2 separate regions of the Homo sapiens genome follow, and region 1 is linked to region 2. A link is a loop called in an ENCODE intact Hi-C map of the cell type or tissue named here. Cell type or tissue: ascending aorta. All regions are shown on one strand. Links, peaks and the distances in the headings refer to the core of each region. The heading gives the core; the rest is flanking DNA.

The links. Hi-C counts contacts between places; a loop is a spot of excess contacts. Peaks named below come from ENCODE experiments on the same cell type or tissue, not always from the same donor. Only the 100,000 strongest peaks of a DNase experiment are listed, where the experiment ranks them.
Region 1: a loop joins it to region 2, with 4 times the contacts of the local background. A loop is called at or near these places in 2 of 110 quality-filtered maps.

The regions. Positions count from the first base shown.
Region 1 is chr15:73,917,969-73,933,257 of GRCh38, reverse strand. It overlaps LOXL1 (lysyl oxidase like 1), which reads right to left and starts at 6,796. Exons shown (of 7, transcript NM_005576.4): 1 at 5,373-6,796. The coding sequence starts at 6,474. LOXL1-AS1 (LOXL1 antisense RNA 1) reads left to right here and starts at 5,010. Exons shown (of 3, transcript NR_040069.1): 1 at 5,010-5,193; 2 at 13,220-13,298; 3 at 13,875-15,289. RefSeq lists enhancers at 136-430, 4,623-5,456, 5,457-6,290, 9,329-10,314, 10,315-11,302 and silencers at 5,289-5,338, 5,429-5,548. In ascending aorta, for the core only: a CTCF peak has its summit at 5,216 (motif pointing right); DNase peaks (open chromatin) are centred at 5,397, 6,807, 8,767, 10,557 and 3 weaker places; H3K4me3 peaks cover 7,158 bases; H3K27ac peaks cover 7,876 bases.
Region 2 is chr15:73,677,480-73,692,768 of GRCh38, reverse strand. It overlaps CD276 (CD276 molecule), which reads right to left and starts at 8,386. Exons shown (of 10, transcript NM_001024736.2): 1 at 8,309-8,386. RefSeq lists enhancers at 7,465-7,971, 8,989-9,497 and silencers at 7,956-8,005, 8,166-8,295, 8,306-8,435, 8,556-8,605. In ascending aorta, for the core only: a CTCF peak has its summit at 9,022 (motif pointing left); DNase peaks (open chromatin) are centred at 5,838, 7,948, 8,508, 8,948 and 1 weaker place; H3K4me3 peaks cover 3,021 bases; H3K27ac peaks cover 4,012 bases.

The sequences.
Region 1 (15,289 bases), core at 4,077-12,076, 240 kb before region 2:
GAGTTGGTTAATTTCTCCGAGCCTCAGTTTCCTCATCTATAAAATAGAGCTGATAATACTATTTATCTCACAAGGCTGTTGTGGGAATTAAATGAGAAAAATAAAATGCTTAGCATAGTGTATGTTCAATAAATATCAGATATTCTTATTCTTATTATTGAAAACAGGAGCTGTCTCTTCTTGCAGGGATGGTCCAGTTTGAGAGCAGGGGAGAGAGAAGGTGCCTTGCAAGTGGCTGATAAGAGAGGAGACAGGAAGTCTGCCTGGAATGAGGCTGCTTAGGACTCCACTTGTTTGTTCAGACACTGATGACTCTCAAAGGAGAAACAGGGAGGCAGGAGGAGGGCCCAGAACCCTCCGTTTCCACAGCTTGTCTGATCCGACACAGCTTTCTAAGCCTGAAGACTCTTTTTCTTTCTGAAGGAACAATCTGAGACAACTTCGGGGAAGGAAGGAGGGATGCTGATCTGTGATTCTGCCTCCAGGGCAAGTCGCTTAACTTCTCAGGGCCACAGTTTCCTCATCTGCAAAATGGGGATAACAATCCCAGGGTTGTCACAGGGATTAAGTGATTCTAACTGCAAAACTCCAAGAACAGTGTCCGGCACTTAGTATGCACCATATGAGTGTTTGTTACACAAACGTTCTGGAATCTGCAATGACCATGACCAGGCTACACCCTAACCCCACACTGGGGAGAGACTCTGCTTCCAAAGTCTTTCACACTCACTGTCCCATCTCACCCTGTCACAACCAGTGCCCAGAATCTAGCACTCAAATATCTGTTGAATGAATGAATGACCAAATGAATGAGTGAATAAATGAGGTGTACAAGATAAGCAATAATATATAAATTTTTTTTTTAAATGCATGGTTGTTAAGAACTCAGGATAGAGAGTCACACAGACTCAAATCCTGGTTCCACTACTAAAAGTCAGCAAGTGAGCTCGTCACCACATCTGTAACACGGGACAAATAACAGTACCTGGCTAGGACCTGGGAATTAAAGGAGATGATGTATAACGCACTCAGCAAATGCAAGCATAATTCTTCCTCTGGATGCAGATGTGGGAGGTGAGGACCACAGAGGCAAAGCTGGCAGAGGGGTCCATGCTCATGCCCTGCCCCACCCTGCCCGCAGGCTGAACATGATATCCTCCTGGGTCATCTCACTGTGATGCAGAGAGCACAGGTTCAGTTTGAATTCAAGCTCGGCTGTACCCTTCTGTGCCACCTCCCTAGGCCTGTTTTCTCATCTACACCAGGAGGACCATAATCTGCACCTCATTAGGAGGTTGTGAGGATGAATGAAACTGCACATTGAAGTCAGTAAGCCCAGGAAGTGGTCTTCAGCAAATGGCCAAGTTGGTATTATTATCCCTGCCTCTGGGCTCTAACTCTGGAAGCTTGTTGGGTGAAGCCTGCTTTGGTCCTTCCCTGCATCTACTCCAAACTCTGCAGGGGAAGGCGAGTGACCTGGAGGGCAGAGGTGGGCAGGCAGCCTGTGGAGGTGGGGTGGAGCAGGCCCAGGTGAGCTAGGGGCTCAGGCAGGAGAGGTGGTAGCAGGCAGCCAGGGCTGCTCTCAGGGACTGAGGGTCCAGACAGGTCTGGCCTCTTGGGTGCAGGAGGCTGGACAGAGAAGGAGGTACCCTAGAAACACCCTTGCATGTGTCTAGGGAGGTGTAACATCTAGGCCCACGAGCAGCATGGTCCCATGGGGGCTGTGGAGGCTTGAGAAAAGGAGGAAGAAAGGACAGGAAGGAGGTGCCTCTAACTCTGGAGTGCTGGGCTGAGACACTAGATTTTGTCCTAAAGGCCCTGAGGAGCTACAGAATCTTCTTGAGCAGAGGAGTAACCTGGTCAGACTGCAGGGGTTTATCTGCCCCACATGCAGGACAGACTGAAGAGGGAGAGACTGGGAGCAAGGGACCAGGGAGGAGGCAGCTGCGGTTCTCTCCTGGCCTCTGATTGGCCATGTGAAGTCAGGGATAGAGGACACACGTCAGGCAAGGCTAGCACAGCCATCCAAGATGCCCTGGGAGGATGCCCAGGGCTGCCTGTTCCATGTTCCTTTCACAGGATTGCCAGAGCCGGTGAGTCAGGCGGGGGGTGCGAGGGTAAGGCCTTGGGAGGGGAGCTTTGGTCTTCTGGGGCTGTGGGGCTTCTTAGGTGGCACTAAGACCCCCAGCTCAGACAAGCTGAAACTCCAGGGAGGCAGGAGCTGAGGCGAGGATCCCAGGAGAGGAGGGCCTGGTTGGTAATAGCAGGAGTGGTCACATCGAGGGAGCCGACACAGTGCAGGAGACCCAGCTGGGCCTGGGAAGTGGCTGGCCACCCTCCAGGCCTCTCTTCAAGGATTTGCTATGAGAGCCAGGCAAAGTATGTGACCCTCTCTGGGCCTCTGTTTCCTCTAGTTTCTTTTCAGTTTCATGTTTCAGAGTTGGAGAGAATGGTACTGCAGGAAGCCTTGGGCAGTCTCAGTGCCCAGGGTAGGAAGGAAGAGGGCACAGGTACCCGAGGAAGAAACTGGGCTCAGGACAGGCGCTTGGAAACCACCCACCCATGGAGGGAGGTGGGTGGTGCTCACATGTGCTTGGTGTTGTGAGGACACGTCCACGCCCACACACACTCACAGGCTGCCAGCGCCCAGCCTCAGACCCCTGGGTGTGTGGCCAGGAGGAATGAAGTCAGTCTCGGAGAATCCGCCTTGGGCTCCCACACCAGGCCTGGGGGTCTGATCTCAAGCACAAGGCTTGGCCTTCCCTGGGCTGGGATTTTCCACGGTCTGGCCTAGCAGGGTGGGGAGGGAGGAACCAATGATGGGAGAGACTACTGCTCCCTCTCTGGCCTCTTTGTGAGCCCTAAACTAGCCTGCAATCCCCTCCCCAGCAAAAAACACACTCCCACCCCACACCCTCAATGATTAGGGGAAGGGGCACCTGGATGGTGCTGATGACCATCCCTTGCAGCAATGCTTAGACATTGCTTCCTGTGGAAGTCTCCCTGAGCCCTAGCCCCTGACAGGGAGGGCCCTCCTCTGGGCTCACAAAGCCCCTGGCCCCACCAATGCTTGCCTAATCACAGCACTGAGATGCCCCTCCTGGTAGACTGCCCCAGGGAAGGGCCTGGACTTGATGCATGTGAGTACACTCAGCTTGGCACCTAGGATGCTACCTTCAGGGGAGAAATGTTTTTGACCCAAAATGAACTGTGGGGCTCAGGGTAGTGGCCAGAGGTCTGCTAAGCACCAAGCACCCCCACTTCAGACATGGCCTTGCCCTGTCCCATTCCCCTCTCAATCAACTGGCTTCCTTAAGAACTAACAGCCCAAAGACAGGCCCTAGAAGACCCACTGACTTGGTGCCCAGATGCCAAGTCCCAGGCATGCCTCTGCCAATATTGTGGCATTTGAGAGCTCAGTTTTCTCTGCCCAGAGGTGGGGCCCATCAGGCTGAGCCTCATGCTGAGGTCTTGCATTCTAAGAAAAGCCACTGCAAAAGTTTAGCACCCTCTAGGTAAAACATCCTATTCTCCAAGGGGCCCTAGAGCAGCTGATGCATGGCTATAATGCGCCCTTCTGCAGGGATGCTGCAAGTACCTGGTAAGGACCAGAGCAGGTGGATGCATCCTTCATCACACCACAGAAGGACCTGCCATCTGATTTTTCCTGAGCTCCTGCAGGTTCTTAAAGTGGGATTCAGCACACAACTCAAAAGCGACACCTTGGATGTGATAGAGTGAGTGTTCCCAGTGGAGACGCTCCTCTCCCCTAGTCTTGGCCTCCAGCAGTACCCAGGGAGACAGGCACCCCATGAGCAGCAGCCCCTCACTGAGGTCAGCTTGGCTGGAGACAAAGCATCATCCCTCTGCTGACAGAGGCTGAGGAGGAGGCTGGGGCACTAGCACCTATACTCTGAGGCACTGGAGGGCTCAGTCAGCCCTTACTTGGTGGGCCAGGCACAGCAACCTCAATGGGGAGCAGAGAATTATGGGTAGAGGAAACTGACGACAGCTTGAAAGAGGCAAGGCAGAGTTGGACTGCATAAGTATTGGGGACTGAGTAGAAAACCTTGGCCCAAAAGCTGCCTGTATGGAGAGGGTAGCAGGGAGGGGGATTCTAGGACAGCAGAGAATGGCTGATGGCCGTCCAGCACTGGCCACACCCACCAGTCAGCCCTTGTCACAGTAGCCCTGTCTGCTAACAGCATGTGTGGAAGCTGCCTTTCCACTGTGTCCTCATGTGCAGAGGGCTTGGGCCTTCCCAAGAGGAGGACGTATGTTCACCCCCTGAAAAGCCAGAGGGAGTCCTGTCCACAGCTGGGGCTCTCCGCCAGGGCCAGGACTAGGGTGAGGGGAATGAGGCCAGTGAGGTGTTTTTTTTTTTTTTTCCTCGGGGTGCAAAATTTTAGGGGGTGCCAAAAAAACTCAGTAACGGAGATAAGTAATATTTAACACAATAGTTTTTAAAATAAAAATTAATGCAAAACTATCTGTAATGAACAAAATATCCAAATATCAAATAAAGACAGGATCCGTGTTGCTGATTTTTCAGTTAGCCTCAGGCTCCAATATGGCTCGGCATACCACTATTACTGACTCTATTTAAAATCTGGATATTTCCTTTATCACAGGTTTTTTTTTTTTTTTTTTTTTTTTGCATTAATTTTGACTTAAAAAAATACATCTCAATATTACTCATCTCAACTACTGTGTTTTTTGGTAGCCCCTGAAATTCTGCACCCAGGCCAGTGCCTGACTGGTCTCTCTTGCCCCAGCCTTGCAGACTCCCCTGAGGAAGTCCGGACTCCTGCCTGGAGCACACGCTCCCCTCTAACCTCCTGCGCACTCAAGCCAACCTCACACATGCCCAGTAATGGGCAGCCTGCCACACCTCCAGGGGCATCCCTTAAGGCCTTTCTGGCCCTGAAGACTCAGGTTTCTGATGCTCCTTGCCTCACCCTGTGAGCTGGCATAGAACATCTCTAAGGGGGGAAGGAGATGCCCTCATTGAAATGAGGGAGAAGGTGGATGAGGGGCTCCTTCCTTTTGTCCTCAGATGACCCAAGCCAAGTGCAGAAGGCGAGCCTCCTCCCAAAGCTCGGCTAGTCCCTCCACCAAAGCCAGGATCAGAGCCCACACCTGCCTGGCCAACCCCTGGCACTGATGATGCCTGGGTGCGGGTTAAGCTGGGAGGTGAGATGCCAGGGGGGTGCTGTTGGCTGGGTCGGGGGAAGTCGGGAGGGGGCGCTGCTCCGTGCTTAGCAGCTCCGGGGAGGCCTCCAGGAAGTTCTAAGGAGGGGCCCGGGGGGCCCGGAGCAGTTTCCAGTGGCCAGGGGTACGCGCGGCCGGAGGGGCGCCGGGGCCGTACTCACCGCGGCCGTTCTGGTTGGGCCGGTACACGCTGCCCACGCTGAGGCGGCCCTGCTGCGCGCCGTTCCGCTCCCCACCCGGCGGGGGCGTGTCGGAGCTGCGCACCGGCAGGTAGGGCGGCTCCAGCGCGCGCGGCGGCCCGTACGCCTCGGGCGGCGGGTTGGCGTAGGGCGGGTACCAGCCCAGGCGTGGGTCTCCGCCATGGGCCTGCGCCGCCTCGGGACCGGGGTCAGGGTAGGCCTGCTCGAAGCCGGGGGTGCCCTCGCTGTACAGACTGTGCGAGTAGCGGCGGTCCAGGCCGTCGGGGGGCGGCGGCGGCGGCGGCACGTAGGGCCTCTCGGGGGCCGGGTAGAAGCCCTGAGGCGGGTACTCGGGCAGCTCTTCGCCGCCGCCGTACTCCTCGTAGCGCGCCCGGGGCTGGTAGGGGTAGATGACCCCCGCCGAGGCCACGGCCGCCGCCCCCGCGCCCACGCCGCCGCCCGCGGGCCGGTAGTACACGAAACCCTGGTCGTAGGTCCGCGACGCGGGGTCGTAGTTCTCGTACTGGCTGACGAAGGGCGCCTGCGGGTAGGGGAACTGCTGCGGGTAGGAGGGCTGCTGGCGGTAGGTGCTGGCGAAGGCCGAAGCCGAGACCGAGGAGGCGGAGCCCCCGTGCCGTTGCTGGGAGACGGAGGTGCGGGCCCGGGCCATGCCCGTGCTGTCCCCGACGGCCACCTCGCGCCAGTTGTCGGGCACCTGGCCAAAGCCGAATGGGTGCCGCGCCTGGCCGCGCACGGTGTCCGAGCCCACGCGCCCCGGCAGGGGCAGGGACGGCGCCTGCCGACGCCGGGGGCTCCCGTGGCTGCGCCGCTGCTGGGCCTGGGGCGCGCCGGCCAGCAGCACCCGGGAGCTACTCTCGGAGCGCTGAGGTCCGGCCGGCACGTACTCTGAGCCCGAGTTGAGCAAGCTGTACACCTGCCCGTTGTTCTCCCACTGGATCAGCTGCCGCCAGCGGGCGGGGTCCGAGCCCTGCCCGGGCTGCGCCTGCTGCCCGTGCACCAGCACGCACAGGCAGGCGCCCCACACCAGGGCCCCCAGCTGCCGGCTGCCTCGGGCCAGAGCCATGGTGACCCCTCTGCAGAGGCCTGGTGGACAGAGAGGCTCTCAGGAGTGGCCCCCTGGGCGTGCTTCTCTTCCCACGGCCTCGAGGACAGGAAGGCTCCTTGCTTGCCCCAGCTCTAGCTTTGTCCATGCTGGCCTTGTCCCGAGCGGGACGGCTCCTCCGATGACAGCATTTCAAGGCCAAGGGGTCAGGGCAGGGCAGGGGCGGTGCCCAGGGCTGCACGAGGCTCTCCGCAGGGCACCGGGCGGGCAGGACCGCCTGTGGGCCTTACATGGCCAGCCCCGCACTGGCTGGCCGCTCGGCTGGCGCTTTCCCACTCTGAATGAATAAGCAACAGGCTGGGAGCGTCGGGAGGCTTCGGCCTCCTGGTCCGCCTGCTGGGGCCTCCTCCGCGGGGCCCTATGGCCCGCCGGCTTTTAGCTATGCGCCGGTCCCACAGCTGCAGTGCTCCCTCAGTCCCTGGAGTTCCCAGCCAAGCCACAGACCTGCCTCTGAGGAAGGGAATCGAGCAGGGAGTAGGAGGGGACCTCTGGGGACTCGGGCCTGGTAAGTGGGGCTCTGGCAGGCAGAACGGGGCTGGGGTGTCAGCACCACCCCGCCCATTCCTCTCTGCTTTGGTCACAGCATCCCTGGTCTCCACCTTGCTCACTGGCTTCTCGTTTGGGCTGGAATGGGCCTCTGACTCCTGTCTGCCCCAGCCTCCTTCCCGTACTCCCGGGTTCTCCCTTTTCCTTGTTCCCTAAAGCCAGTGCTAATTAAGACACACCCTCTTTGCATGTTCCTTCCACCATTATCCCACACCCTCAATAGGAAGAAAAAAAAAAAAAAGACACACCCTCTTTGTTGGTGGGCCTCCTCGGGGAGATGCTGAACAGGGACCACTCTCTAATTCCAGGTCCCAGGTGCACCGCAGCTCTTGGGCCTGCGAAGAGAGGCACTGGAGCTGCACCTTTTCCCTCGTGGCACACCTCAGGGGCTTACTTTCCCAGTCTGAAGAGTGGGGTGTATCCCTGAGCTGAAAAGCACTTGTGAGATCCTGGGAGAGATCAACTTCCCAGACATCACGTATGGTTTCTGTCCTACATCTCTTGGCTCTGCATAGCCTGGGAATAACTTGAGTGTACACATGGATAAAATGAAACTGGGGGCTGTCTTTGATATGGGACAGGGGTCACTGTGAGGCAGAGAAGCCAGTAAGCATTGAACAACAGAAGGGGGTTCCGGAGACCTGGCCTGGTCCTGTTGCTGTGTGGCTTAGTCCCTTACTCTATCTGATCCAGGTGCCACGGCTTACCAATGGAAGATTAGGCCAGATGGCTCCTGAGAGTGCTTTGGGAGATTCTCTGTTCCTTCTGGGAATGGCAGGGATAGGAGGGGGTCCCAGAAGTTTGAACGCTTTGGCATCCAAGAAATCACACTCCAAATACTGCTCTTCTGGCCTCCCCTGGGCTGCCTTCTCCAACCGTGTTCCTGGGAACCGAAGGGCAGAAATTGCCCTCTTGGGCTTATAAACAAGGTATGAAGGACCTGTCCTTAATTTGGCTCCTGTATATTCTTTATTTTGGAAATGCCTGGAGCCCACCTAGAGAGGAGGCAACTAGAGTGGACATTCTTTGGGAACTATAGACCTCCCAACCCCATCCTTGCCAGGCAGCATTTGTTCACCCATTGCACTGTTCTTCAGGACTGAGGCTTGGACTCCAGCATGTCTCTACCCTTTAAATGCCCAGAATCCAGCCCAGAGGTAGGGGGCTTCCAATACCTCCTGGCCAGCAACTTGTCAACGCTGACACCTCAGCTCCCCAGCATGGGGTTTCCATCTCAGACTCCAGACAAGATTCCTCCAAAGAGCCACTGGTGTGACTGACACCAAGCAAGATGCTGAGGCAGGGCTTACTGAGGGCCGGGACCTGGAGGGTTAAGCCTTCCCTCCCTCCTGCTTGCCCCCTGCAGTGTTGGCCTCAGCTGCTTGGAATCCCTGGGGTCCTGTAGGGCCCTCCCGCCAGCCAGATGGGCAGCTGCTGCAGCAGAGGAGGGGGAGAAATGGAAACAGGCCTCAGGGTACCCCTAGGCAGGGAGGGAAGGGAAGAGGAGTGGAGGGAGGACAGAGGATGGCTGTGAGGAAGGGAACTCAGTTGCCCTAACGTGAAGGCAGGACCCCTCGCCTTGACTCGGACAGCAGGGCAGGGGCTGCCTCAAGGCTTTGGATGTGGGGGGATCAGGGCACATGCCATTCCACTCAGCGGGCCTCAGAGCCAGCTCTTGGCGTGAAACCTTACCCGATGCTGGCTCCTGCTCCTCTCTCTTTTTTTCTTAATAAGGTCGAATCAGAGTGAGTCAGAGGAGCCAAGTTTCCTGTTAGGCTCTATTTGAATAAACTCTGCTCTGAACATAGCCTGGGCCTCTGCACAGACTCCCCTGGCCAGGACTGCGCTCCTGCCAGCCATCCCTGCTGAGATGGAGACCTGGGGGTCCACACCATGACTTGAGCTAGGGACCTGGCCTGGCCCAGCCACTCCCCGGGGAAGCTTTTTAAGCTCTCAGAGCTTCAGAGTCCCGTCTGTGACCTGGGGGTAATCATACCTTTCTTGTGGCATATTTGAGAGGATGGAATGAGAGGATTATGAAAAGTCCCCAGCACAGAGCCAGACATGTGGCCACTATTTTCCTTCTTTCCTCTTGACTTGTGAGAGAAGGGAGGGATTTATCTCTTGGGGTTGACCCCCACTCCCACTTCCTCTGTCTTTCCTGTTTTTATCTGTCTTCAGCATCTTTCCTTGCTCAGGGTGAACCTTGTGCAGGGGGGCCAGAGGTGGCCCCTCCACCAGAGCTGTCCTCTCCCTTCCTCTCTACTCCCTCCTTCTGACCTCATTCTACTTGGGTTTAGGTCTCCTGCAGTGGCTGACAGGCCCAGCAGTTCTGTGAGCCCAGGGGAGCCTGCCTTCCATCACCTCTCCTCATGCTGGGCAAGGCCTTGCCTTGGTGGCTGGAGGTGTCCTGGCATCCTTAGGTTGAAACCTGCAGGGTGGGGTCCTAAAAGAGACCTGGGCAGGTTATGGAGGGTGCAGAGCTGGGGTCAAATGAGGGCGTGGACTCGAAGGCTGAGCTGAGCCAGAGCTGTCTGGGGTGAAGGGCAGCTTCTCTCTCCGCCTGTCCCTGCAGGCTGGGATTCACACCCACATTTTTAAGACCCAGGCATGTGCTTGAAGCTTGTTGCCAGTTCCTGGCACTAGGAACCGGTGTCAAGGGACCCTCGGAGGGGTGGTGATAGAAGGATGAAAGAGCCTGTTGATTGCGCATGACTTTATTAAGCCCCTGCCACGTGCTCAGCTCTGTGTTGCCGGGGCTCCCACGGAGCAGCCAGGGTCCTGTGACCCTGTCATGGAAGGCTGAGTTCTGGAAAGTCCATGGGGGAACCAGGAAGCAGCAGGCCTGACCAGCAGCGGGTCTGGGGAGCAGAGAGGGGTCAGGAGCTGTGGGATTCCTCCCTTGCTTTGCAGAGGGACGTACTAGGAGGCCCATGGTGGGTCGGAATTTTCTGTGATAGTGGGGATGCCAAGAGGGAAGGCCCCAGAGCACCCAAACCCTCCATCTTCCAGGCTGCGCTGTAGATGGGTTTGGGGCAGCACTGGGAATCCAAGACCCAACCCAGGCAGCTGCTGCCTCTGGAAAGCGGGCTGGAGGAAGTGCTGAGTGAGGAGGCTGGGCGAGCTGGCACAGAAAGTGCTGACTCTGCAGGGAGAGGACCACCGAGTGACCACTGCCAGCTGGGCCCCGTGCCTACCCCTCCCCTGCAGCCACATCTGGCGCAACGGTGGGGTGGGGGACCCAGTCCCCAGGGCCGAGGTAGCCGAGGAGGGGGCCTGAGGAGGGGGCCAGAGCCATGGGTTTGGAAGTGTTTCTTCAGGGCTGGAACTCCACTCCGGAAGTGGGGGAGGTGAGGTCAGAGCCTTTTCGAGGGACTAATGGGGTTGGGGGTGGAAGGAACCCACCCTTCTCTAGGACCCAGGAGAATTCTGTGGCTCTGGCTACTTCCCAGTCGGTTTTCCTCCCAGCTCTCTGGGTCCCCTCCCCTACGGCTCCCAGGGGATTTGGAAATAACCAAGCTGATACAGTACTCTGGGCATTCAGGTTGGGCTCTGTGGAGGCGGGAAGCCGCCTCAGCCCCTTAGAGCTTCTCCCCTCTCTGACTTTCACCCCTCCCCAGAGTCTGGGGCAAGCAGGCTCCTGTCTCTACCTCCACTTCCAGCCCCAACCCCTATCCAACCCGGGGGCCCTGAGCCCAGAGCCAGTGGAGACAGGAGCCGATTGTCATTGCAGGAATGAGGACCAGCTGGGGAGAGAGATCTTCTCCCAGGGACCTGCCTTGGCGGGGGGATTCTGCATAGTTGTCTGGGGCCTTCTGGGTGGGAGGGCCCTGAGCTGGCATGCTGTGGGGGTAAGAGGAAACTGTCCCCTGCCCGAGGGAGAGAACTGACAAAACCAAGCAGGGCGCCAGGCCCTTGGGACACAGTCCAGCAGAGACCTGCAAATCTAGGAGGGAAACTAAGGCAGGAACCCCTGGTTCTCTCTGCTAACATCCTGACAAGTTAAGGGAGGGCTTGTGCTCTCTCTCTCCTTTTCTTTTTGTCTGTAAATTTAACTTTCACTGGGATCTCTCTGGGTTTCTCTAGCTTTTTCTTTGTTTGTTTTTGTTTTTTTTAAAAAAGCATAGTCTTGCTATGTTCCCCAGGCTGGAGTGCAGTGGATTCACAGCAGCCTTGAACTCCTGGGCTCAAGCCATCCTCCTGCCTCAGCCTCTGGGACTACAGGTGCACATGACCACGACCGGCTTTCTATAGCTTTTAAATTTTCTGCAGTAACCTCCCTCCACCTTATTCGTTCATTTTCTATCTGTGGCCAAGTCTGTGACTTGCAGCCTCCATCTGTCTCCATCTGTTTCTGTTCTTCCTCAACTCTCTTTCACACTCCCTCCTGTCATCTCTATCTGCTGATGCTTCTACCAATGAACGATTCCTTCATTCATCCACTCACTCACTCACTCAGCATGTTCCCTGGGTATCTGTGGAATACCAGGCCCTGTGCTGACTGCAGTCATCACAGAGAGCAGCCAGACCTGCCAAGTTTCCAGTGGGTGCCCAGGCTGGTGGGGGTGTATAAGTGATAGTCCTGGGTGGAGGTGAAGACGTGGCACTGACTCTCTGTGACCTTTGGGAGGCATTTCTATTTCAGTCTCCATGTCTGTCTGTCTGTCTGCCCATTTACCCATCCATCTCTGTCTGTCAGCGACTCAGTCCTTGGTTCACCTTCATGAGGTGGCTTTTTTTCTGCTTTCTCAGAGCTCATGCAGTTTACTCATTTCCCCCTGGTGGGGGTTGGTAGTGGAGCTGGAGAAGGGGAGGTGGTGTGGGGTGAGACTGGATGTGGTGATGGAAGTGACAGAGGTATTCCAACCAGAGGGGCTCCATCTTGAATGGGGACTGGGTAAAATGAGCCTGAGACTTACTGGGCTGCATTCCCAGGAGGCTAGGCCTTGGTAGTCACAGGATGAGACAGGAGGCCCAAGATACAGGTCACAAGCACTCCACTGATAAAACAGAATGCAATTAAAAAAAAAAAAAGCCAGATGGCTGGGCATGGTGGCTCATACCTATAATCCCAGCACTGTGGGAGGCCGAGACGGGCAGATCACCAGAGCTCAGGAGTTCAAGACCAGCCTGGCCATGGTAAAACCCTGTCTCTACTAGAAATACAAAAAATTAGCCAGGCGTGGTGGTGCGCACCTGTAATCCCAGCTACTCGGGAGGCTGAGGCAGGAGAATCACTTGAACCCAGGAGGCAGAGGTTGCAGTGAGCCGAGATCACGTCATTGTACTCCAGCCTGGGCAACAAGAGTGAAACTCTTGTCTCAAAAAAAAAAAAGCCAGCCCAAACCAAGATGGTGATGATCATGACCTCTGGTTGTCCTCACTCCCCATTGTACACTATCATATCACATTAGCATGCTAAAAGACACTCCCACCAGTGCATGACAGTTTACAAATGCTGTGGCAACATCCGGAAGTTACCCTATGTGAGCTAAAAGGAAGGGGAACTCTCAGTTCTGGGAACTCCCTACCTCTTGCCCAGAAAACTCATGAATAATCCATCCCTTCTTTAATATACAATCAAAAGATAATCATAGATGACAGCTAACCAGCAGCCATTGGGGCTGTTCTGCTTATGGAGTCGCCATTCATTTATTCCTTCACTTTCTTAATAAACTTGCTTTCACTTTACTCTGTGGACTTGCCCCATATTCTTTCTTGTGTGAGATCTAAGAAGCCTCTCTTGGGGCCTGGATCGGGAACCCTTTCCTGTAACAGAAGGAGCAGGCCCTTGGGGCCAGTGGAGACTAGTTTTGCCCAGCTGGGTTCTGGAAAGGAAAGGGCCACAGGGTGATGAAAGATGAGATATCAGCAATCTCTCCCTTAAGTTTTTTTGTAATACAATTTTTAATCTCAGATTACAAAAGAAATAGGTCAATTATAGGAAATTTAGAATACAGAGTAAAAAAGAAAAAGTAATTCATTCTGTAACCTAGAGAAAAACCATTGTTTTAGGCTCCACCCCCCCACTCATTTAAAAAAACAATTAGGATCATAGTGCCTATGTCATTTTACAAGCTGCTTTGTTTGTGTAATAACAGTTGATGAACATTTCCTTGTCTCAAGGTAACTGCCGTTTCAATATTCATATTGATCACAGGAGCTCCTGCCTGCCTGGATGAAGAGGAGGTCAAGACTTTGTCCCCCACTCCGCAAGATACCCTCTCTGTTCCGGAGCGGTGGGTCCCTCCCCTGTTAGGACCTTGTCTCCCTCAGGACTGGACCTGGATCCTGGGCCTGCAGTCAGATTGCCAGTTTCACTTAGAGGTGGAAATGTCAACCCACTGGTTGGAATGGGAAGGTAGGGTGTGGGGTCGGGGAGTACCTTCATTTCTATCTGCCCAGGAGGCCAGCCGCTTCCTGCATAGCATTTCCTTCCTGCAGTATGGGAAGGACCAGGCTTTCTCAGACCACAGAATCTTGAGAGCCATTTCCACGTGGAGCAAGTGGTGGCTACCAGCCTTGGGTCTACATAACTAGGGCCTCATCCCTGGCCCAAGAATCCTGCTCCACAGCCTTCTTGTGTCCCTGTAGGAGGAGAAACACCTGGCAACTTAAATTTTTTAAAATAACTTTTTTTTTTTTTTGAGACGGAGTCTCGCTCTGTCTCCCAGGCTGGAGTGCAGTGGTGCGATCTCGGCTCACTGCAAGCTCCGCCTCCCAGGTTCATGCCATTCTCCTGCCTCAGCCTCCCAAGTAGCTGGGACTACAGGCACCTGCCATCACGCACGGCTAATTTTTTTGTATTTTTTTAGGTGAGACAGGATTTCACCATGTTAGCCAGGATGGTCTTGATCTCCTGACCTCATGATCTGCCCACCTCGGCCTCCCAAAGTGCTGGGCTTACAGGCGTGAGCCACCGTGCCCGGCCAAAAATAACTTTTAAAAACATGAGTATAGCATACACACACACAAAAGTCCACAAATCCTAGGTGTACCACTTGATGAATGATCCCAACGTGAGCACACCTCTGGATTACCACCTGGATCAAGAAATAGGACATCACAGCAGCTGGCAGCTTCCAAGGAGAAGCTCTGGAAAGTTCTGCCTGTCTCAGCACCTGGCTGGATCGGAAACGAGTTTTCTTTAACCAGATTTTTAATGACTGACTTATGTGGACAAATCATAACTGAATGAATCACCTCCTTTGTTGATTTTTTTGGGTACTTTATTTGCTATTATAAATGATGCTGTAATAAGCACCCTTGAAGAAATCTTCATATCTGCCTCTCCTGTGTAGCAGGTCACAGTGCCTGGGTTTGGTTCTAGCCCTCATTTGTGAACTGTGTGACTCACCATGCCTTTTTTCTTTCTGTAAGACAGGAATAATGGTAAGAATTTAAATGGGGGTAATATGGAGCGCGTTTAGTTCAGAGCCTGGTGCATACAAGCACTCAATAAGTACTGGCGATTATTAGACCTTTAGATTAATTTATTAGAAGTTGGATTTCTGGTGAAAGGGTTTGAGTGTTTTTGAGGCTTTGGCACAGAATACCCAGCTGGTCCCAGAAAGGTGGTTCCCATTTACCTGCCCGAAGGTAATTCACCCTTACTGATACTGAGTACTGTTTTCTAAAAGAACATTAAAAATTGGATAGGTTAAAAACAGGTGAATACATTTTTTTAGTTGCATTTTTTTGGTTACCCGTGAGAGTGAACATGTTGCCATGTGTTTGCTGACCTCCTAAATGGTCTATTTGCTCCTACCTTTGTACCCCAAAAGTCTGCTCTCAAGATGGTAGCCAGAATGATCCTTTTTGAGACATAAGTCAAAATTTCACTCTTCTCCTTAAAGCTCTGCAATGGTTCTCAGGTTAAAAGCCAAAGTCCTGTTCAAGGCCTCCAGGGTCCTCACCACTTGGTCCCTTGCTCTTTCTGTTCTAGCCAACTTGGCCTTCTCCTGCCCCTCCGCCGCACCATGGCAATTTCCCCTGCTCTGTGTGGTCAACTACCTGAATCTGTTCAAAGCTTTGCTCAAATGTCTCCTTCCTGATGAGACCTCCCCAGCCCCTGAGCTCCCCATGCCTCACTCCTGATCGCCTTACTTAACCCTTCTTTTTCTTTTTTGCCAGTAGTACTTATCACCGTCTAAAATACTTCATAATTTACTTGTTTATTGTTTGCCCCTCTCCAATAGAATGTAAGCTCCTTGGGGCAGGGACCTTTGTC
Region 2 (15,289 bases), core at 4,395-12,394:
AAATGCTTATTCATGATCCACATGCCAGGCATTGGCCATGCATGCAATATGAATGGAGATGAAGAATCGTACATATAAATATTCAACTACAGGGGTTCTCATTCTCAAGTTGGGAGGTATGTTTATTATTATGCTTCAAAAGTTACCCATGTTATATATATTATTTTGCTTTTATCAAATAATAATAACATAGGCCAGTTTTGTTGAAAGCCATGCACCAGGCTCTGTTCTAAATGCTTTTACACATATTAACTCATTTAAGCTTCCCAACAATTCTGTGAAGTAGGTACTATTATTATCCTATTTCACCGAGGAGTAAATTCAGGGATGGAGAGATTTAATAACTTGCTCAAGATTACAGAGCTGCTAAATGGCATATTTAAAATCCCACATTTTCATATTAAAAATAGAAAAAAGGTTTAGGAAACAAATATATCATTAAAATAGAATATGACCAGTTTTTTGGTACACATTTATACAAGGTATTGTGGGAATGGACGAGGCAGTAGGCTTAAACCTGGATGAAAGGGTCAAGCCATTCACTGGGGGCTGGGGAGGCTCAGTAAGGACTGCACAGAGGAGGAGACATCTCGGCTATCTGGCGGAGGGGACAGCATGAAAAGTCACAGAAGAGGAGATGTCCACAGCATATTCTGGGAAGATGGGACTCCAGGAGAGGCTGAGACTCAGGAGAGGAGGCAAGGGAGGTAGTGAGGGACGTAGATGGGGACTCGGATTGAATCTGTGCACAGCAGGAAACTGTGGAATACTGTGACCCACGTGTCCAACCCTCTTCTACCCTAGACTGGCCTGAAATATCCCTGACAGCTTCTCAGAGATTCTGTCTCCAAGTTCACCCCACACCAGGACAGGCAATCCCAGGGGCCAGAAGACAAATACAGTTAAAACAGATGAGCACCTCCCCGTATGGCCTAAACTTCAATTCCTTCTTAACATCTTCTGCTCCTTCTTTCCTTGACAAAGAGGCAAATTCAATGCCGAGCAGATCGTCTCCGTCTTTGGTAGCTAGTCTTAACACAGTTATTTTGCTCCATGTCCTTTATTCTACAGTGCCCTTCTCTTGGTCTATGCTGGCCCCTTCTGGTAGCAAGGCTCCGCACTCCTGCAGGGAGCCCAGTCCATGCTGTACTGGTGGAGCTGTCCTCCCAGCCTAGGGCCTGGGCATGTTACAAGACCTGGCTCATGGAGAAACCTGCCCTGCCCCCACTCAGTGATTAGTTCGAGAATGAGCTGTAAGCCAAGCCACACCCAATCAGAGACTTCCCCAGAGCCTTGCTGCTGCAGCCATCAAAAAAGACTCTTTCTTGTTGAGATTACTAAGAAGGATACGGTCTGGGACTGTTAGCAATAAATGTGTCTGCTACCAACAATCTAAAGAATTGATCCAAACAAATGAACAGAGGCAGAGATGGAAGCTAGAAGGATATAGAGCCCTAAAACCATCATTTAAGCCCCTATTCCTGAAGCAAGCTGCACACATAGACTGCCTAGGTACTTAAACAAGTCTTTTTTTTTTTTCTTAAATGTGCTTGAGCTAGTTTTCTATTATCTGTAACTGAAGGACTCCTCAAATATGTCTGCTATATCTTCACTATCTCCATTTCTCTCTACCCCTGCTTCTCTTCCTGGTCTTCCAAGTCACCATCATCTCTTGCCTGGATAACTATAAAAGCCTCTTCACCAGTCTGTTCACCTTCTCTAGTTCCCCCACCCAATTCTGTTCTCCAATCTATACTCTATACAACAGCCAGAATAATTGCTATTAATATAAAAGCATAAATTATATCACTGCCTTCAATAGTTAATCATAGGGCTGTTCACTTTCCTTGTGATAAGATCGCAGCTCCTCCATAGCCTACAGAGCCCCATCTGCCCTGGCCCTGCCCACCTGCCCAGCCTCACCTCTTCCTACTTGCCCCTCACCACAGTGGGCTGCTTCCAGTTCCTACAACATAGGACTCCCTTTCCTACCTCACAGTGTTGCTGCAAATACAGTTTCTTCTTCCTAGATGACATGGGTGCTTTAAGACTCATGTTGAAATTTAATTGCCACTGTAACAGTATTAAGAGGTGGGGCCTGTAAGAAGTGAAGAGATTAATGCTGTTATCACAGGAAAAGTGGGCTCCTGATAAAAGCGTAAGTGCTGCCCCCATACTGTCTGTACTGCACGCTCACATGCCCTTCCACAATAGGATAATGCAGCAAGAAGGCCCTCGCCAGATGCCAGCACCATGCCCTTGGACTTCCCAGTCTCCAGAACTACAAGCCAAATAACCTTTTTTTCTTTATATATTACCCAGGCTGTGGTATTCTGTTATAGCAGTAAAACATGGACTAAGATAAAAGGTAACACCTCCATATTCTGAGGGTCACCTTGACAGAAAAGCCAGGTAAGAGATCTGCCACTCTAAGAAGGACCCTGTCATTCATTGCACCCAGTCTGTTTTCTTCATGATATATGAGAACCTCCCTGAGAAGGAACCACATCTGCTTTATTTAACTATTGCATCCTTAATTCTAGCAATGGCTTGGCACATAATGGGTTCTCAATGCACGATTCAATGAGTGAACGAATGAATGCATGTGTGTTTAGATAGAGAGATGGATAGATATATGGATGGATGGATGTTTGTATATGGGGAAAGGATCTGGATGCCTGAGAGTGAATGCAACTCTGGAGTGTCAGAATAAGGGTGAGAGTTTGCTACTGTTTTCTACTTGATACACTTCTCTGTTTTTAACTATGAACATGTAAATTCTTTTGCAATTAACGAAAAAAGGAAAACAGCAACAACAGAGATATCCTGGACTTTAGACCAGGCTCTGTCACTCACTTGCCAGGCTCCCTAGGCCAAACCCCTTGCCTTTCTGGGTCTTCATCTCCTCAACCATCAAAGGGTCCTGACCACCATCCCATGCTGTGACCATATCGCATGTTGGGCTGGTGTAATCACAAGAAGCTTCATGGAAGAAGTTAGCACTAGTGTTTAAGAAGATGACTTTGGAGTTGGAGAGACAGGTTCAAATCCAGACTCTGTCACTTCCTAGTAATGAAACTTTATGAAAATATCCTCTCTGAGCCTCAGTTTGCTCATTTGTAAAATGGGGATTATAAACCTTACCCTCATAGGATGATTATAGGACTCAATGAGCAAAATTATCAAAACTGACCTAGTTAATACTAGGTGCTCTATAAATGGGCAGCAGCCTCAGAAAAGAGATGGGAGGGTCCCTAGAGTTCCCTGGGAACAGCCTCCCTGTTTGCCTTCCTTTTTCCTGATAATCTGAGTCAGTTTGGGCCTTTTATGTTCAAGGCTGTCCACTGGGCACCACTCCCCAGTCCCGTGATCCCACCCAAGAGCAGGAATCAGTTCTTCCTCTCCAAGCGATTTCTGTGTGAGTCAGGACAGTAGTATGTCATCAGGGCTGGCCAGCAAAGCAGGGCTAAGGTCTCCCTGGAACTAGAGGCATGTGCAGGGGCTGCAAAACTGACCTATACATGCATGTGGAAATGTGTACACACACACACACACACACACACACACACACACACACACAGGAGGCACAGAGCCCTGAAAAAAGTGAAAGCTACATTGGGCCCAGAGGAGGTCCAGCCAAAAGAAGGGATGGCAACAAGGAGAATAGGGAGAGGAAGGAAAGGGATGAGAGCACATGAGACCACATCAGAGCGCAGATTTCGGGTCAGACACTGGCAGGCCCAGGGCACACACATCTGCATTCACTCAATATCTGCTGAGTCCTGCTAGGTGCCCACCTAAACATATCTGGAAATCCTATCCTTTCCAGAAGCCTTTCCAGACTGCACTCAAGGAAGGGTGCATTTTCTCCAGATGTGATCTGCCTAAATGCCTCCTTGCCTCCAAATTCCTTTGGTTTCTACCCTGAAAGAGGCTCAGCTTAGCAGAACAACTCTGCCGACCCCTCTCCATCTAAGCACCAGACCCCTCTCGGAGTGTAGCAATCTCCACCAGTCCTCAGAGCTAGAAGGCCTCTTACGGTACACCTGGTCCAGCGCCTAGCTCCAGGCCCATTGTACAGATGGAAATCTGGACCCAGAGTGGTGGCCGGCTGGCCAAGGGCCCACACTCAATTATCAGCCACCAGCAGAAGTGACTAAGAGCCAGCTGATGCTCCTATCTCTCTTCCTCACTTATTGAATGGAATCACCAGGCTGCCTTGCCTGCCCAGGGTACAGCATGAGCTCAGAAGCCAGCAGCCTTGGGTTTCAATCCTGACACCGATGCCTTGCTGAACACATGACCAAGTTTAAATGACTTAACCTATTTGAGACCCAATTCCAAATCTCTAAAATGGGGGTAACAATCCCTACCCCACAGGGCTGCTGTGAGAATAAAATAAGACAATAGAGAGAGAGGACTTAGGAAAGTGCCCAGTACCAAAACTGCAGTAATAATTATTATTATTGCTGTTATTATTGCCGCAAGCATGGGGACAAGGCCTCCTAGATGGGGCCTCTGCACTGAGCGAACACTTTGCCCCTACCCCACTCTCCCTGGCCAAGACCTCCTCTGTCAGGCCACACATCTGGGCCTCTGGGACCATTACTCCTTCTGTATCCCTACTTTTCACCTAGAGCCCTATCAGTGCCCCAGCTCCAAAGTAGCAAATGCACAACTCGACTCCATCTCTGGCTCTGACTCATTCTAGTGGTCCTGGGCCCCTTCCTCTTCGCAGATGCTTGGTCACAGTTCCAAGTACCATGAGCTCCTACCGTCCTGCTGCCATAGCCCCTAGCACAGAGCATTCCCACAGGGACACATTCCAATGTCTCCCACAAGGCAGCCCCAGTTCCTAGGAGCCTGCATTGCCTCTAGGGTAACTTGGGACCCCTGCCTCCCAGAGACAGTATCTCTCCCTGCTCCAAGGCTCCCAGCAAGAAATGCTTCTCACTCCACTTCCCGCAGATTAAGCTCCCTATGCCTAGAGAAGGTCAGATTCCCAATGGCATAAGGTGTGTGGAGCAGGCATTCATTCTCTGGACCACAAAGAGAAAGAAAGGGAGAAAGGGGGCAGCTGGCTGGGAGCACTGGTCAGAACTGGAGGGTGGAGGGGGAACTCCTGGAAGCCCCAGCATGATAAAGTCCAGGGCTCTGGAAGAGAAGAACTCTCAGCAAAGGCCCTGACTATGCTGTGAAGGCCACTAGTCACTGGGTCACCCAGGTCAGGCCTGCCCCTTCTCTGGTTCCCCAGATGAGTCTTCCCTGACTTACTAAGGAGACCCTTGGCACATCTTACCGGGCTCCAGAAAGAGGGGTAAAACCTGTGCCTACCTCCAGAGCAGCAGAAAAAGCCAGTTCTGGAAGCAGACAACAGCCCAGCTCCACCATTTGCCGGCTGTGTGTCTTTGGGCATGTGACTTACCCTTTCTGGGCCTCAGTTTCCCCAACTGTACAATGGTGTTAATGATACCCTACCTCATAGGATTACTATGAGGATTACATGAGATAATGTCTATTTAGCCTCCAGCACAACCCTACCCACTCCCAAACCTGAAAACCCAATGCTCCTATCTGGCACACTGCAAGGGCGGTAGAACTGGGGGTGGCAGGCAAGGGTTGCATAACTGTACACGTGGCCCCCTTCCAGGTGTGGGGTCCATTCTGAGCCAACAAGACCAAAGGCAATTTCTCAAAAATCATGTGGACCAGTCCTCACCCCTCTCCCCCTCCCCTAGGCCCTGGGTGTGCCCTCCCCCTTTTGCTGGTGGACTTCCCTAACACTCCTGCCCTGGGGATGTGGGAAAAGGACAATGAGAAGTCGCCACCCACTCAGAGGATAAGCTCATGGGCAGTAACGTCATCCTCCTTGCCATTTTTCCTCTTTCCCTGACCCTATGACTCAGATCCACAGCTTAACAGCCCCCATGTGGTCATAATCTCAGAGGCTGCTTGGATTTGGTCATTTTTCTGCACAGACCCCAAACCCCGTATGTGCAACCAAGTACCATCCAGCCACTTGTTCTACAACATTTTCTAGGAGTCTCTTTAGGTGCTGTGGAATTCCAACTCACAGCTCTCTTATCACACTGCATCTCTGACTCCAAACAGCATTGTCCAGCTCCTTGTCAAACTCAAATCCTACTCCAAAGAACAAAGATTTACCCCTCCAGAGAAAGCCAAAGTTTAATGATGGAATTCTCACAGGAAGTTTCAGAAGTCAACCTAATAAGGACACAGACACCCCAGAGGACTACTTTGAAGGGACCACACTTCTATAACTGTCCTTTCCATAAATATTAAAGCACCGAAGCCAGCTGTCAGGTATATGAACATGAGACATTCAGCCAACCCTCCATCGGGTGGTGCCTGGACAGAGCTGAAGAGGGGACAGGAAGGAAAACAGGGTCCTCAGATTCCAACACCCCTTCTCACCTGAGACTTGCATTAACACAGGCTCCTTACCTCTGACAAGCTCATGTCTCACAGCACAGGAGTCTAGAGTAAGCTGGAAAGCTTACTGCAGGCAGGAGAAACCACCAGTAATGCCATAAGGACATGGAAGAACTCCAAAGGTCAGTCATGGGACCCTGACTGCATCACTGAGGCCACTTAATGCAGGAACGAAGCTCTCTCCCGCCAGCGTCCCCTTGCCATACAACCCCTCAGAACAAAAACTGAGGTCCACAGGGCTGACCCAAAGTCATGAAGGAAAATTTCATTCACATCAGGATACTCCAGTAAGCTGACGGTGACGTATGTAAATTTCCACGGTCAACAGTTACCCTAAGTGTTAGTGCTTAATCTCAAGAACTCCAGATATCAGGAAAATGTACTCACCCAAAATACTCCCTTGAAATGAGCCACTTCATACCCTACAGCCCCATAGCCCTCCATCCTGCCCTGCACTCAGATCAGCTCAACCCATCGGACAGGTTTAGACTTCAAGTTTAGACTTCAGTTCCCCTCAGCCTCAAACTGTCCCACCTATTTGCAGTCCCCCACACTACAAGGAAGGCTGCACAGCATCAGATTTCCTAGGGACTTCTGGGAGGCCAGAGGGAACTAGAGGAGGCCGCACTAAATAAAGAACTCTCTTAAAGACAAAGCAGCTTCATTACTTTCTAATATAGAAACTAACTGCTGAAGACATGCTTATAAGAAAAGGACCCCGGGCTTTAATGAAGAGATCAGACTCATTTACAATTATCCACATCCAATTTGAAGGTAAATCGTTTTTCTAAATTAAGACAACTAACACCCCCCCACCCGCCACACACACACACACACACACACACACACACACACACACACAAATCTTTTTTGCTTTACTATTTGCTTAATGTTTTCCCTCAGTGATAGATCCCATATCTGAGTCATCTATCACGCTTTTCTCATTAGAGCAGGTTTGGCTTAGAAATAAATCCCCTGCCTTAGGCTGCCAAACCTGCCAATTCGCTAGCTAAACGGTCGCAGGGAGGGCCCTGGGCGCTGGAATTCAATCCCCTCCCTTCTAGTGTGCCCCCACTCGGGGTCCCCACCTCCCTCCACCGTCGCCCGCATCTCCTCTCCATCCCACCTCACCCCCCACCTCCCTGAGGCTTCCCAAGCCCAAACTGCCCATCCCAATTCCCTCCCCACCCCCAACACCTATTCACCCCGTGGCCCCTGCCAGCCGTCTCTACCTGTCCTTCCCGGAATCTGACCCCTCATGCTGCCCACGGCTGCCTGTGGAAGTGCACCAGTCGCCCACACCTTCGCCCTGCTGGGCCCTGCAGAGTGGACACGCCTAACCACTCGCCTTCCCTCCCCGCCGCTCCCCTCCCGGAGCTGGGCGTTTTCCTCTGCAGGACCCGAGACCCCGCTAACCTCCCAGCGCCGGCCGGTGGCTTCGTTAAGCTTCAACACGGGACAGATCTGCCCCCATGCCCGCTCCAGACCCGGGGCCTGCAAAAGCGCATTCACCCACCCGGCCCGGTCCGCAGCTTCCGGGGTCTGCAGGTCCGACGGCGCCCGGGCCCCTCTCAACCCGAGGAAAGGGGGGCGGGGTAGGATCCGGGAGCCCCCAGCTCTCCGCGGGCCCCACAGCCCAGGGCAGGAGGGGCGCCCGCGGTTCCCGGGACTCCTGTGCGAGGGGGGCCGCCCGGACCTGGGGGAGGGCAGGGGAGCAGGAGCCCGGAGGGAAGGCGCCCTGCTCAGCTCCTGCAGCCCTGAGCGGGAACGTGCGGACCTCCGCGGGATCCAGGCCCGGCCCGCAGCAGACAAAGGCCGCCCCACCCCGCGCCGCCCGCGCCACGCCAGCACTCACCGCGCCGCGCCGACTCTGGGACTCAGGGACGCGGCCCAGCCTGGCTCAGTCGCCGCCGCAGCGAGGCCCGGCCCGAATGGGGGCCGGGGGCGGCCCGGGGAGTCCGAGGGGCGGGGCGGGCCGCGCCGGAGAATCCGCCTGAGGCCCGGAAAGGCGGCTCCGGTGCGTCCCTGAGGCCGGATTGGCCCCGCGGTGGCGGCTGCTGACCGAGGCCTGAGCCAGCCCGCTGGGCAGAGCACACGGCCTGGCCCCCGCCCCCGCCCCGCCCCGCCCCCAGGCCTGACCCTGGCGGGGAAAACCCTCGGCTCCCGGAGCAGGGCGCTGCCCATCCCCCACCCCGTTCCCACACTTCCAAGAGCCGAATCTTCCTTTCTGCGAGAGGGGATAGGTGACTGACTGGTCATCGACTGGCGGCAGAACAGGGCTGGAATCCTGCTGTCCAACCCCAGTCTTGGGTTCTTCCTCCACACCATGCTGGCACCACAGCCCAGAAAGGGTTAACTCGACTGCGAGGAATTAAGAGCTGCAAGGAGCTCTCTATAAATACAGTGTCGTGGGCGCCTGAGCCAACCGCAGGACAATTTCCACTGAGCTGGTTTTCCTCTTTTCCTTCCACCCACGGCCATCCGACCAGCCCTGCCCCCAGCCCCACCCCAGACTGCTGGCCGGACTTGGCTCCAACAGGCCTGACACCTAGTGGCCTTGGGCTCTGTCCTTACAGGGCCCCGCTCCAGCCTGGGAGGAGATGGGGGTCGGGCCTGTCCAGATTTTGCTGTGGTGCAGCCCATCCCTGCACCTGTTCTTGGATCTGTTCTTCCTCACAGGGACAGTGACAGCTAAAACGTAGGGAGACTTTTGTGGGCCAGAGTTAGGTTAGGAGCTTTCCATGCTGGGCCTCTTTAGTTCCTCCAAACAGCCCCGCCGGCTAGATATTATTATTCCCATTTCACAGATGAGAAAACCAAGGCTCAAAGGGATGAAGGGACTCCAACCTTGTACTGCTGCCAGGCTCACCACCAGTGCCAGTGGCAGTACTGGGCAGGGCTTGGGAAATGAGTATGAAAACATGTGCGTCTCTCTGCATGTGTTGCCACTGTTGTAAGCTCTTTACCATTTTATCTCATTTAATCTTCACAACAACTCATTGAGGTGAATACCATTATTCTCATTTTTACAGATCGGAAATAAGGAAATTAAGATACAAAGAGATTAAGTAACTTGGGGACACATAGCTATGAAGGGAGGAACCGGGATTTGCCCTCTGAATTTAAGTGTGCGTGTGGTGTATGGGTAGGGGTGGTGGTGCATGGGTGTGTATATTTGTGGGGGGTTTTTGTCTTTTTTTTTTTTTTGAGACAGAGTCTGGCTCTGGAGTGCAGTGGCTCAATCTCGGCTCACTGCAACCTCCGCCTCCTGAGTTCAAGCGATTCTCCTGCCTCAGCCTCCAGAGTAGCTGGGATTACAGGTGCGCACCACTATTTTGGCCAGGATGGTCTCGATCTCTTGACCTTGTGATCCACCCGCCTTGGCCTCCAAAAGGGCTGGGATTACAAACGTGAGCCACCGCGCCCGGCCGGGTGTGTATATTTGTGAACACATTCAAGCAACTCTGTATTTGAGTCTACGTGCATATGTGTCTTTGAATCACACAGCAGCTGTGTCTGTGTAATTGCTGACTGCTCCTAGGGATGACAGCAGAGAGGCCCAGCTGTCTTGTCCCTGACCACCTCCAGGAACTCTGGACCATTCCACGCTGCTCCCCACTGCCCTGCCAGGCCCTGACCAGCCTCGTCCAGCCTGGGTCTGGCCTTACAGGTCTCAGGATGAGTAGCCTCCAGTTGGCCCAGCAACCTGGGGAAGTAGCATCACATGGAGAGGTGTCCTTGGGCTGAGGGAGCTAGGAGCCCTGCTGCAGGACCCTGGAGGTGGCATTGAACAGATCTAGAGAAACTTACTTTCCTTCCCTTCACAAAGAGTCAGTCCTGTGCCTTGTGCCTTGCGGTGGTGACGCTGGTCCTGTCCTAAGGGATTTATAATCTGGCATGACTCAGCCATGGTGGACAGTGAAGGAACATCACAGAGCAGTTTATAGTGTGTCTATGGGGGGAGATTTTAAAATAATCATTCAAGAGCAGAGGTCAGGAGGGAAGGAAATGTGTATTGGCTCTCATTCCTGGAAGCAGCAGATTGAGAGGGCTCTGATCCCCTAGGAGGGGGAAACAGCTTGGGCAGGGCACAGATAGCACATGTGTAGGACCAGCTCATCTGAGACTCAGACACTTGGATCTGGACACAGATAGCTAGAATGACCATCCCATCATGCAGGGGTCTCCTTGGTTCAGAGAATGTTTGCCTGATTGTCCCTGGGAACTCAGGAATGGAGGTGCTACACAGAGATTCCCGTCAGAACCAGAAAAACTCAGGATGGAAGGTTGTCTTCATGCATTCTTTCTGGACAGCAGCCCTACCCCTCTCACCTCTATCCCTCCCACCCCCCACCTCCCCACAACCTGCTTCCTAGGTCAGCACAGTAGTAGATGACTCAGAATGTGCTATCTCCAGTTTTGCTTCAAGTTCCCCAAGGAGGTCACAAACCAATCCCAAAAGACCCAGATTGGGACAAGCCTTATCCCACTTTTTATCTACCTACCATCCTGCAGGTTCCTCAAATTCAACATGTGCAAAATTGAATTATCACATGTCCCCAAAACCTGTTTCCCCTTCTAGATATACAGGAAGGACTATGCTCAAAACCTGGACTCATCCCTCGTTCCCTCCCACTTCCCCCCACTTCCCACTGCCAATATCCAGGCAGGCTTGAAGGGGTGCCCTAGAATATGTTAGGAATCCCTCCCTTTCCTGAATACCCTACTGCCACACCATCCTCATCTGAACCCCCATCACTCCTCACTGGATTGTTGTTGAAGCCTCTTAACTAATTCTGCTGACTGTGACTCCTCAGTCCATAGCTGCCAGAGAGAGCCTTCTAAAGCGCAAATCCTCCCACAATGTCTCTTGCTTACCTGAAGCCCTTCAGTGTTCTCATTTGCCCTTAGGCTGCTAGTTGTCCACTAAAATTAATTCTCTACTTCTTCCTTACCAACAGAGTGTAGCATTTGTTCTAAGAAGTTCTATGCCTAGTTGAAAATACGTGGGTTCTCAGACCCCCTTGCAGCTAGAGGCAGTCACGTGACCCAGTGTGGCAAATGAGATGGAAATGAAACTCACTGATTGAGGCTTTGGGGAAAGCTTGTTAAAGGAGCAGCCTTGAGCTATGGAAACCAGTCTGGTAGTTCCTCAAAAAATTAAAAATAGGCCAGGCAAGGTGGCTCACACCTCTAATCCCAACACTCTGGGAGGCCAAGGCGGGAGGATCACCTGAAGTCAGGAGTTCAAGACCAGCCTGGCCAATATGGTGAAACCCCATCTTTACTAAAAAAATAATAATAATACAAAAATTAGCCAGGCATGGTGGCGCTCACCTGTAGTCCCAGCTACTTGGGAGGCTGAGGTAGAAGAATCACTTGAACCCAGGAGGCGGAGGTTGCAGTGAACTGAGATCATGCCACTGCACTTCAGCATGGGTGACAAAGTGAGACTCTGTCTCAAAAAATAGAAATAAAAATAGAACTACTATATGATTCAGCAATTCCACTTATGGGCATACCTCCAAAGAATTGAAAGCAGGGTCTCAGAGAGATATTTGTACACTCATATTCTTAGTGGCATTACTCACAATAGGCAAAATGTGGAAGCAACGCAAGTGTCTACATCTCCAGATGAATGGATAGGCAAAATGTGGTGTATCCATACAGTAGAACATTATAACTTTCCTCAGGGCAGAAATTATGACTGAAATTAGGAGAAAACTTCCTTTTGCCTCCTTTGACATGCAAAAGGGAAAGTGTCTCTCTCATCTATTTAAATACACTTAGATAATGCAAACTGTACAGTGTAAGCTATGGAGATATTTCTGTCTTTTTAGAGCAGCTAAGCAGTCCATCTCATAGAAAGCGGCTCAGAAACATTGAGATGCCTCTCCTAAGAATGATACTGAAAATGTATTCATTTTGACTGCTTCCATAAGAAACAAAAATCAATTCTTGGCAGTGTCAGGGATTTAAGGCCCAAGTGGCGATTGGGGATTTTATCGAGGATCCCTGCGACACTAAGCCAATACCTTGGCACTGGCCTCCCTTCCCTCAGGCTGGTTGGTGCATATTACTTCCCAAGTTGTTTGCATTTTTAGGCCTCAAATCCTTGATGTCTTGGCAAAAGCCACCCACCCGCACTCCACTCTGCCCACTCACTTAGGACTCATAGGGTGCCATCAGGAACCATTCCATCCAGCCTAGACTTAAGGCAACCACATTTCTCTCAAATGACTGAATCCGGTGTAAAACTGAATATGGTGCATAGCAACCACTGCAGGTTCCGGCTTCCTAGTTTCTTAGTCCTGGGAATTGAGTCTTGGAATAGGCTTCAAATGTCTAGAACCAACTACTGCCAGCTGGAAGCATCTGGCAAGCAAAATAACAGGAGCAGCCTAATGAAAGAGGAGCAGGTCCTCCAGGGAGGATCGCCTGGGAACACTCCGTAACCCTAAGGCCCTAATACACACACAACAACATAACGAAAGAGCTTCTAAGCAGTCTTTTCTAACTAGCTGCTTCTATCTGACTCACCAGCCTCTGCTCTTCTTCCCTGTTCACCCTTTCCATTATCTGTCTTCCTCCCCATCCCCGGTGAAACTGAACCATTCAATCCCCTTTCCCTTTCCAATTTCTTTACTATAATCTTGGCTGACAACACTCCCAATACCGGGAAGCCATTTCAGAGTTTGTGTCCTGCTGCTGGTGAGTCGGAAGGAAGGTGGCAGGTCCTCCAAATAGGAGGGTTGTACAGAGTTTAAAAAACAAAACAACAAAACAACAGAACAAACTAAAAACAGCACCATGCTACCAGGGGAACTCTTCTATCTCATTGGGAGTTGTTTTTTTCTAATAGCTCTCACATGCAAATAATTGAACAGGCTCCACCCTTGCGCTGACCTGAAAGTGAGCACCTCCTTCAGTTTTGCATCATAGGTGCAGGTACCTCATGCTCGTCCTGGCCCTGCTCCTAGGCTTGCCCCAAGACAGGCTCAGAGAAGCAGGCACTGACCAGAACAACTAAGGGTTCCTGCTAGATGAATAAGATCGAGTGCCCCTGGCTTGGAGAACAAGGGGCCCTGCCTCACAAGCCAGTGGTGATGGCCCTCTTAAGGAAGATAGTGGATAAACCATATGGAATCCAGAAATCTGAATTTCAATCCAGGAGTTTAATCCTTTTTTATTTTATTTTTATTTTTTAAGAGACGGGATCTTGTTCTGTCACTCAGGCTAGAGTGCCGTAGTGCAATTGTAGCTCACTGTAGCCTTGAATTCACCCCTGGGCACAAGAAATCCTCCTTCCTCAGCCTCCCTAGTAGCTAGGACTACAGGAGTAAGCCAGGTGCTGAATCTTAAGTGCAAATATTGCTGTTTTCAGAGTCACAGGGTCTCTTTGTGGTATTCGTTTTCAGCTGGGTTTGTGACATTATGCCTAGGCATCTTCAGGGCACCTTACCAAAGGGACTCAAGGGAAGGTTTAACTGCCCCAGTGGTGAGAACAGTTTATCTAATCTTCCTTAATGGAGCACTCTTAACCTGCAGTTCTTCATGTCAACCCTAATCCCTGAGGCAGGACAACTGACTGCAAATCCCTGCCCTTTCTCTCTCCCTGGCTTCTCTCAGTCCACTCCCCCTCTTCTCCTGGAGATAGGCATTTTGCAGTGAAAGTGACCCTTCTTGGGAACATGTCTTGGCTGCTGCTAGGTCTCCACTTGGGTTACTGGTGCTAGGGAAGAACCCAGTTCGAGACAATCCAGGCCACGAAGCAGGATGTGTGAATCGCAACATCCTCAGTCAGTGACCAAGGCTCAGTTCTCTTGCAGTTTCCTTCCCACCCTGCTTCTGCCACCAGACATGGGGCTTCCTGCCCACTGGCCTACCTCTCCCAAGGTTACTACATGAAGTATGGGGTATTATATCTTATTAGCTTAACTGCTTCTTCCATTATTGTGGTTAGCAGTTGCTCATGAATACAACCTTGCGTTTGTTTTCTTAAAACAGGACTTTCAGCTAAATGACATGTGTGGCTCCTGTTCCTTCCTCAGTTTTCTTGATGAGACCATCACAAACATAACTTCAAAAGAAATCCTTTATAAGCAGACTTTCTGCAGGAACCTGGCACCTTCACAGGCAAACAGGGATGGGCTCTGGGTTTCCAAACAGGAACTTGAGCAGCAGCACTGATGCCGTCCACTCAGGGAGATGTGCAGCCAGATGTGTGGCTTCTGAGGAGTGACTCCAGCTGGAGTTTCTCCCCTCACCCTAGTAGTTCCTTGACCAGCCCTTCATTATTCTTTAGGGTCAGCATTGCTGTCAAAATGTGGCCCGTCTCCATCACCCTCCACCCCTCCATAAATATTCATGTAGTCCAGTTCCTCCCAGCTTAAGAGGAGGGAGTCTATCAGAGGTTGTCCTCTCAAACTGGACCAATCCACTTACTTCCCTAAGCCTCCTCCAAGGAGCAGGTGCCAGCTTCAGCCTTGGTCTGTTCTGATGTGTGCTGCCCACAGTGTTCTCCACTTGGCCCAAGCCACATGTCATATCTCCCCAGGCACTTTGAGGGCTCCCTTAGGGCAGGAACTCTGGCTCATTCTCCTCCAGGCTCCTCACTCATGCTCCCTCACTCCCACCTGGGATGCTATAGCTGAATGAAGGCTTGAACTCTGGAGTGAATGCTTGACCCTGGCTGGCGGGAAGGGGCATTGACAGTACAGCAGGCTGAAAACCAGGACACCAGGACTCACCTCTCATCCCTGCCACAAACTAACCATGTGGCGGGAGGAGGTAGCTTAACCGTTCTGGGCCTTTTCCTCTCAGAGTCCTCCTAAAG